3 separate regions of the Homo sapiens genome follow, and all the other regions are linked to region 3. A link is a contact called in ENCODE Hi-C or POLR2A ChIA-PET data. All regions are on one chromosome and are shown on one strand. Each heading gives the region's core, a stretch centred on a gene start or an enhancer-like site at or near the end of the contact. The rest is flanking DNA. Distances are from core to core; before and after follow the strand shown. Region 1 holds the start of C16orf46 (chromosome 16 open reading frame 46). Region 2 holds the start of ATMIN (ATM interactor). Region 3 holds the start of BCO1 (beta-carotene oxygenase 1).

Evidence for each region. A loop is a pair of places that touch in the nucleus more often than their neighbours do. ChIA-PET counts read pairs that join two places held with the same protein, here RNA polymerase II (POLR2A). Pooled maps may share reads with other maps.
Region 1: a loop to region 3 is called in a map of gastrocnemius medialis, with 18 times the contacts of the local background. The contact joins the promoter of C16orf46 here to the promoter of BCO1 in region 3. A Hi-C loop is called at or near these places in 1 of 168 maps with a recorded cell type or tissue (gastrocnemius medialis) and 5 of 50 pooled maps. POLR2A ChIA-PET finds 5 or more read pairs at or near these places in 6 of 52 experiments (Caco-2, PC-9, WTC11 and 2 more).
Region 2: a map with no recorded cell type shows a loop between it and region 3 (3-fold over the local background). The contact joins the promoter of ATMIN here to the promoter of BCO1 in region 3. A Hi-C loop is called at or near these places in 1 of 37 single-sample maps with no recorded cell type and 2 of 50 pooled maps. POLR2A ChIA-PET finds 5 or more read pairs at or near these places in 2 of 52 experiments (PC-9 and activated T-cell).

The regions. Positions count from the first base shown.
Region 1 is chr16:81,075,664-81,078,730 of GRCh38, reverse strand. C16orf46 (chromosome 16 open reading frame 46) reads left to right here and starts at 1,493. Exons shown (of 4, transcript NM_152337.3): 1 at 1,493-1,595. It overlaps C16orf46-AS1 (C16orf46 antisense RNA 1), which reads right to left. Exons shown (of 2, transcript XR_007065137.1): 2 at 2,133-2,307. RefSeq lists enhancers at 411-1,069, 1,182-1,231, 1,070-1,730, 1,822-1,961.
Region 2 is chr16:81,034,450-81,037,203 of GRCh38, reverse strand. It overlaps ATMIN (ATM interactor), which reads right to left and starts at 1,362. Exons shown (of 4, transcript NM_015251.3): 1 at 998-1,362. The coding sequence starts at 1,333. It overlaps CENPN-AS1 (CENPN antisense RNA 1), which reads left to right. Exons shown (of 4, transcript XR_007065134.1): 1 at 1-467; 2 at 2,278-2,449. RefSeq lists silencers at 693-1,042, 1,253-1,542.
Region 3 is chr16:81,237,328-81,240,246 of GRCh38, reverse strand. It overlaps BCO1 (beta-carotene oxygenase 1), which reads right to left and starts at 1,558. Exons shown (of 11, transcript NM_017429.3): 1 at 1,275-1,558. The coding sequence starts at 1,338.

The DNA of each region.
Region 1 (3,067 bases), core at 244-2,743, 160 kb after region 3:
CTGGTATCTTGACTCAATTCCTATGTTGACTTTTTATAAACATAACTAGCCAAACCCTTGTCCCTTCATGTTTCCACTCAATCATGCTATCGGGCTTTTACCTGCTAAATGCAGGAATAGTTAGTGTGAAGGAAGTCAGGTTCTAGATCCTCCAACTTCCCCATGTACTTGCCGTTAGGTTATTTAATTAATATTCATTTAGCAAATCTTAGTTAAGACTTTTGGTATACTTCCCAGAAACTTTTTTCTAATATGCAAGGTCTTGCACTGTTTCCCAGGCTGGAGTGCAGTGACACAATCATAGCTTACTGCAACCTTCAACTCCTGGGCTCAAGGGAGCCTCCTGCCTCAGCTGGGATTCCAGGTGTGAGCCACGGTGCCCAGCTGTTTTCAATAGATCTGAAGGAAGACCAAAACAAATTGTCAACTGATAAAACATTTAAATGTTTTTGGTTAATACTTACTAGCTTGAGATACAATAAAACCCCTTTTATTTGCATCTTCCTATTTATGTGAACAAGGTACCTAAGCTTACACGTATGAAAAAAGTTGGAATAGAATTATAGCTGAATCCGTCTCATTGGAGCAATCACAGTGCTAGAGAACTTAGATACCAAAATTTTTTTTGAGACTTGAGTTTTGCTCTCCAGGCTGGAGTGCAGTGGTGCCATCACAGCTCACTGCAACCTCCGCCACCCGGGTTCGAGCCAGTCTCCTGCCTCAGTTTCCCAAATAGCTGAGATTACAGGCGCCCGCCACCACACCCGGCGAATTTTTGTATTTTTAGTAGAGACACGGTTTCGCCATGTTGACCAGGCTAGTTTCGAACTCCTGATCTCAGGTGATACACCCACCTCGGCCTCCCAAGTGCTGGGATTACAGGCGTGAGCCACCGCGCCTGGCCTAGATACCGGTTTTCTACAGCAGAAATAGTCACACTTTCTAAAGCAGAAGGGCTTTGGAGTCAGACCCGAGCTGGAGTGGGGGATGCTTTGCGATCTCTCTTCAGCAAGCTGTTGTTTTAGGGACGTGGGGCCACCTTCCTTTATTTGTATAAAAGATGCCACTGCCCACTTAAGAGCTGTGCTGCTCCGGGCCAGCAGTTCAGCGAGTGCCCGTCGGCCTGGTGCTGTCGGTCACGTAAGTGGGCTCTTTGAGGCTCACAACGCGTCCTCCCTGGACGTTCTGGGCCTGTTAAGTTTGTGTCCGTGGGAAACGCTCACGGCGGTTCCCCAGAGGGCCGAGGGAGAAAAGTGAGGACGTTTCTGGCCGCCTGGCATCTGCTAAATATCCTAGCAGGCACAAGGGCTCCCCAACGGGACTCGCCGACCCGAGAGCCCGGGTGGGCCTCAAGCCCCGCCATCTGAGACCCTCCGTCGCTGGCCCTTCCGGCGGCAGCGCCCGGAGCGGATAGGAGATGCCACGAACCGCCTCGCCAGTGCTAGGCTTTGTTGGGCTACGTCACTTCCGCCGCGGTCCCGCCCCCAGCGTGGTCGTAACCCAAGGCAACGGCCCATCCGGCAGCGACCTGAGTAGCTCTTGCCAGTAGGCCGGGACTAGCTGTCTCGGGGCCTTCCATCCGCTTGGCCCCACAGGTAGGTGTGAGCGGCCATTTCTCCACCCCTGGGGCAAGGCCCGGGACCACTCCAAAGGCGACAGAGCGAGAGTCCCTGCCTCGTTCGAAAGGAAGCGAGAGGGAGCGAAAGGCAGAGGCACTATGTGCCGGGGCTTCCCCAGAGCGGGCGGGGTCTGGGGAGGGGCGGGGCCTGAGGAGGATCCGTTGGGAGCGGAACCCTTTAAGGGTGGGTAGACGGAGGACGGGGAGGAATTCGAACGGGCAATCCAGAACGCTTTTCTGAATGGGATAGTTTGAAAGAAGGGCAGGCGTCTTTGTGGCACGGTAGGAACTGGCGGAGGAAGGGGAAGAGCTAGATGAGGAAAAAAGGCTTATGGCATAAAGGGAGGAGCCTGATAGAGAAAGGGGTGTGGCCTGCAGGAAGGGGCGGGGCTAGATGAAGAGGTGGAGCCGAGCGTGATGCGCCTGGGCTTTAGGGGTGGCAGGTGGAGCGCGTGTGTTTGATGACTTGCGCTTTGCTGTGGACTGTAAGCTGTGTGAGAGTAGAGAAGACGGATGCTGCTTTAGCTTTTTATTCTCAGTGCTAGGTACTTAGTGAATTCATTAATGTGAGTTGAAAAAGGGGAAGAGTTTGAGACTGAGATTGGAATAGATGTGGTCTGATCGGGAGGGATGGTGTAGAAACTGCGCTCCTTGGCATCATTCTGTGAAATACTTGAGGTTCCTGTGACCTGTAGGCATATAATAAGCAGAAGGCACATATAATTAACAAGGAGGATAAAATTTATACTCTTGGAAATATGAACAAATTGTGCAAGTTGGGTGGCGCGGGTGCTTAACTTTCAGACAAAGGTTCAGCTCCTTCCAGTGTGTTTCTAAATGCGACTCCCAACTCATTTTCCTGTAGAAACTGTGTCACAAATGATCAGGATGCCCAGGTCAGTCTTCAGGACCTATTTAACTGGTTCATGTAAGTGAAGATTGGTCCTGTATTAAGAAACTTAACTTCTGCCATGGCTAACAATATTTCTAATGATTATTCCTTCATTCAGCATAGGTTGTTAAGGAGCCGACCCACAGGAACGTTCATTCAAATTCCAAATGAGGCTGCCAGAAACTCATCTTTCCCTGGTTGGAATTTAAGATTCCTTTAAACCTATAGCTTGTAGGAAGATGAGGGTGTGTGGCACAGTGGAGAGCCAATGAGAAGTTGAGGCAAGGTGATAAGGAGTTTTGAGAGATTACCATCTATCTGCTTTTGACATAAACAGCTTGCGTTTGACTTAATACCCTGGGCCTTGGTTTCTCCTGGTCCTTCAACATTCCCCTGCCCTTAATGGATTAGGAATCTGTCAACCAGGTATAGGAAGCTACGGTAAGATATTTGTAATCTGACTATATAGACAGACTGGCAAACATGTGGCACACTCTATTTTCTGGCAGACATAATTAATCAACCCCAGAAATTTTTCCTGCTATAGTCAGGTCATA
Region 2 (2,754 bases), core at 113-2,612, 200 kb after region 3:
TATGTCACTGCTGGCCTAGAGTGGTGGAAGGAAACTTGCCATTGTAATGACTGAGAGATTGTGACTTAACAGGTCCGGGGTGGGGCTGGACATCTGGATTTTTAATAAGCTTGTCACAGATGTGTCCCAAGGTTGAAAATGACTGCCCTGTTTTGCATAACGTGGAGGGTTGTTGAGACTATTGTCATGGTGTATTTACTGTGTCCCCCTCTTAAAGAAGAGCCACAGGGGCAATTTCCCTTAGGTCTCAGTCCTGAGCTGATCTTACCAACACCGTGAAACTGACTGATGGTGTTTAGAGGCAAACCTACCGCTCCTTTAAAACATTTTTTTATTCATAATCGACACACAGTAATTATTCCTACTGATGGGGTGCGGTGTGCAGCATGGATGGACATATACATTGCATAGTGATCAAGTCAGAGTGTTTAACATGTCCTCGACCTCAAACGTATTGTCTCTTGGTGGTGAGAACATTTAAAACCCTCTCTTCTAGTTATTGTGGCACATACAGTCCACTGGGCAGGACCCAAGGGCGGCATTGTGGGTGTCGTGGCAAGCACAGGGCTTTAGAACCAGAGGCCCCGGTTTAAAGCCCCGCATCATCTAGGTTGCATAATCTGTTTCTCATTAATATAATGGAGACGATGCGTCCCTCGCCAAAACGCCGTTAAGAACTCACAGGCAAAAAAGTGTAAAAAGCCTGGGCCGGCGTCCGGCACGACACTCGGGGCCAGGGAGCCAGGGAACCAGGGAACTGGCGCGTACGGCGGACCCGGGGCTCCCAGCTCCTCCTCCCCCCCAGAGGCCGCACCTGCGGCGCCTGCCGCGAGGGTTCGAGAGCCGCCTCCGGCCGGGGAGGGCAGAGGCCGGTGGGGCAGCGGCAGCGGCAGCGCGCAGGGCGCTCGTCCCCCCGAGGCCGGCTTCGCGCGCCGGCGCCGGGCGCTTTGTTGGAGCCAGGCCCGGCCCCCCGGGCCGCCGGCCGCGTCGGGCTCACCTGCAGGCGGTGGCTCTTGACTAGGTGCATGTTGAGCGCGGGGCTGTTGGGCAGGATCTTGCCGCAGCCGCGCACGGTGCACAGGATGTTGGTCCGCACGGCCCGGGACAGCTCGCTCACCGACGGCTGGATCAGCTCCCCCGCCGGCGGCGCGGGGACAGCGGGCTGCTGCGTCGCCCCCGCGGGCCGCGGCCGGCTGCCCCTCAGTCGGGGTCCCGGGGGCACCCACGGGCCCGAGGCGGCGGCGGCGGCTCCTGTCGTGGCCGCCGGGACGGCCCGGGCACCCGCCGCCAGAGCCGCGGACCCCGCCGCCGCCGCCGCCTCCGAGGCCGCCATGGCTCCCGCACGGCCGCCCGGCCCAGTTCGTAGGCCCCGCCCCCGCCGCAGCCACTTCCGGCAGGGGGCGAGGCCGCCAGGCTTGTTAGCATCCGGCGGGCCCAGGCGGCCGCGGCGCCCCCTGCCGGCCGCGGAGGGCGCGCCTTGGAGGGAGAGGACTTTAGGTGACGCCGCCAGGAGGCGAAATTTCACCTGCCAGCAGGTAAAAGGTATTGCCCCGCCTCTCTAATCGATCCATTCTTCCTAGGAAAGTGACTTCAGGCAGTAGTCACATAAAAGAAAAAGCAATACGTTGAGCAATGCGTTTACTTCCCAAAGATTAGAAACAACCCAAATGTCTAGTGGCAGGTGAGGCAGAAGTACACTGATTTCCGCCGTTGTTTATTACCTAGGCCTTACTGGGTACCAGGTGGGTCTGGTGGATGCACTTTTCATGCTGTGTCTCATTTTGTCTTCAAAACGACTGTAGCGGGTATGTACTGTAACTTGCCCCACCTTGTGCAGAGAAGGACATTTAGGCTTATATAAATTAAGTAACTTGACCTAGACCACACTATACAAATGAAAAGATTGTTATTATTGATAGGATTAATCATTTTAAGAAGGCTGGATTTGCTTGCTTCTATTTTAGCTGCTGAAATTAGGATTACTGTTTGGGAGACACTGCAGTTCAGTATACGATTACAAAACTTAATACTTAGACTGGGTAGTTCATGTAAATGGACATAGGAGGCTGGGGTAGACAAAAGGGAGGGGTGAGGACTGCAGTGAAATTGGAAACACATCCTTTATTAAAAGGGGGCAGCTGCTACTCATCTTTGGTATGGCTAGAGTTTTATGTGAAAATTTCCACCTTTTACATACTAGCAGCTATATTCGTTTTCTCTTGCTATTAATAAATTACCACAAACTTACTGCCTTAACACAAATTTATTATCTTCCAGCTCTGGAGGTCAAAAGAAATGAGACTGCTGGGCTAAGATCAAGGTGTCAGCAGGGCTGTATTCCTTCCCAAGGCTCCAGGGGAGAATCTGTTCACTTGCCTTTCCCAGCTTCTAGAGGTTGCCTACATTCCTTGGCTTGCGGACCCTTCCTCCATCTCCAGAATCAGTAACGGTGAGTTGAGTCTTCGTCACATCACATCACTCTGATTTCTTCAGTAGTGATCCCTCTGATTCTTCTATTCTTGAGGCCCCCTGTGATGACATTGGGCCCATTCAAATCATCCAGGATAATTTCTCCAACTGCCAAGTCCCTTTGCCTTGCAAGATAACTGTGATAATGTGAAGTATATATTTGGTCTTTGTCCTGGCATGCAATTCCTAAAATCCTTGGAATCAGCAAATTGGTGTTTTTTTGTATGCTAATTAGTTGACTGATGACTCACAGTCCCTAGGTAGCTTTAGGATGGGACTGGTCAC
Region 3 (2,919 bases), core at 309-2,808:
TGGTTAAGAGATTTCAAAATACAGCTGATTTTATTTCCTTCCATGTTCTCATTTGCACTCCTAATTAATTTATATATAATTTAATATACATACAGCTATATATATATACAGATTGATAGCTATAGATTGTGCCTTACCTTTGTAACCAGGAAAATATATACATAAAAGCTATTTTTTTTTTGTTTCAAAAGACTCCCAAGGCAATTGCTCAGTTGAAAAGCTTCAATCTGATGTTCTCACGAAAATCACTCACAGTTGTCCTCTCCTTATGAACAATTCCAGTCCATCTAGCAGATGAAAATGCCTGCAGGCCTGAGCTGACTCAGCTGTTCTTAAAACTGAGCGAGCACCACTCTGGGGACCCGGGAGTCCAGAACCAGGAACTGCCCTTTAGAGTCGAAATGGTACCAGGAAAGTGGCAACTCAAAAGAGGAGGAAAAAGAGATATAAAAGATTAAGCGAAACACAGAGCCTCTAAAGGATAGAAGGTCCTACTCCTATAGGCTCTGCAGGAGCTCACACCTGTGAGTTCCTGAGAGAAAATCACATCAGACTCTGCAATCCCCTGCAAGTGTGCGTGGTGGATGTGCATGCGTGGGAGCTCATGCACGCCCCTCTAAGCATTTTGAAACTAATTTAGAATGCATACATTTGCACAAATACATCATGCATCTGAGACAGGCAGCAGTTTGCAGATTAATCCCATTGTCTATGTACCCACTGGGGCATTCCAATGCTTTTTTCCTGGGAACAGTGAGACTGACTCTCCTCCCTTTGCAAACGGAGTTATAATGTGTAAAAGAATACCTAGATTTTCACAGAAAATGTGTCCCCTCTCTGTACTGTTTTCCAGACTTTCCAAAAGTAATTTACAATTAGTATTACTTATATCATCAGGAAAAAATAGTGTCCATCTAAACACAAGGAAGAAGCCAGGTGCAGTGGCTCACCCCTGTAATCCTAGCACTTTCGGAGGCCGAGGTGGGTGGATCACTTGAGGCTAGGAGTTCGAGACCAGCCTGGCCAACATGCTGAAACCCCGTCTCTACTAAAAACACACAGATTAGCCGGGCTTGGTGGTGGGTGCCTGTAATCTCAGCTACTCGGGAGGCTGTGGTGGGAGGATCGTTTGAACCCAGGAGGCAGAGGTTGCAGTGGGCCGAGATCAAGCCACTGGACTCCAGCCCGGGCGACAGAGCGAGACTCCGCCTCAAAAAAAAAAAAAATAATAAAATAAATAGAAGAAAGAGCCCAGTGTTTATCAGAATGCTCACCTGTCACTTTGGCCCTCACAGGCTCCAGCTGTTCTTTCCTATTCCTGCCAAATATTATATCCATTGCTCAGGGTGCCGAGGGAGATCGATTTTAACAGCAAACAGGTGCTCCTCTGTGTTCACAGGAGATGCTGCTCCCTCCTCCTGCGTTTCCTTCCTGCTCTCCTGCTCCTTCCCTCCTTCACATCTCTGTCTCTCCTGATGCCGTTTCTGCCTTTGCTTTTTCCTTTTTGGCTGGCTCTCACTTGTCCCTCTCCAAGAGCCCTGGATCTCTTTACATTCACAAGGGAAGCTGCGCTGGCGTTACTTATAAGATGTTTGGTTAAAGGTTAATTTCCAAGCCATGTGTCATAGCTAATCTTTAATCCTCTTATTGTTCCCTCAGCTTTCCCTCTCCAGTTTCACTTTTGACTTAACCAAAAAAAAAAAAAAGCTTGCTTCAGACTAGGTTCTAAATAAGCAGAGAGAATTCCGTGCCTGCTGTTATGTTGCCCGACGTAATCCAAGAGCTGGAGTTGTTTATGATCAGAACAAGAAGAGATGCTGGGAATCAGAGGTGCTGGGAATTAGGAGAAACTTGAGCTAAGCTCTGTGATCACTGAATGTCTGCTGCACAGCAGGGAACCCCTTCAGCAGAGACGGGAAAGGTTTTACATTTTGTTTTGTTTTTAGTAAAGGCCCCGATGCTCCCCTCTAATAATCATACATAAAGAGCCACTTAATTCATTATTTTCTTTTTGGAAGAAGGAGACATAAAATGTTTCATGTACCTATTTAAAAAATAACGAACGGGAACCAAAGGCTTTTCTCAGAAACTATAAAGAATAGTAAAAAAGACGGGCCAGGAGTGGTGGCTCATGCCTGTAATCCCAGAACTTTGGGAGGCCATGGTTGGCGGGTCACTTGAGGTCAGGAGTTCGAGACCAGCCTGGCCAACACGGCGAAATCCTGTCTCTACTAAAAATACAAAAATTATCCAGGCGTGGTGGAAGACGCCTGCAATCCCAGATGCTAAGGAGGCTGAGGCAGGAAAATCGCTTGAACCTGTGAGGCAGACATTGCAGTAAGCTGAGATGGCACCACTGCACTCCAGCCTCGGCCACAGAGTGAGACTCTGTCTCAAAAAATAAATAAGTAAACAGAATAGTTAAAAAGAAACTTCAACTTCCTGGCCTATCAAGAGGGCAAAACAATGCCTGAATTTGATCTGAGCTTCCCTATTATTCGTGTATCTTCGTGTGTTGCCATTGCCTGAAATTCGTATTCAACTTGCTATATGCACTGATTGAAGTTAATGAACTCATCTTAACGTATTTTGCTTAAAGAAAGAACCAGTCATTTGCTCTGTGGGTAGAGTAAGAAAAGGCAGTGGCACTGGCCTTTATGCAACCCAGCTGAGAATAATGATGGTCCGGTCTGGGCTGAGAGCACATGCCAGCACCTTGGGCCGTTCATTCCTGACAGCTGTGTGGTCTGGCTGTGCTTCCGCCCTGGCACACATTGGAATCACCTGATTGGCAGTACTAAATGTATCAGTGCTGGGCCTCACTCCAGACCCACTGACGCAGAATCTCTGAAGGTGGATCTCAGCCATCAGTTTTTTTTTTTTATGTTGGCCGGGTGTAGTGGCTCACACCTGTAATCC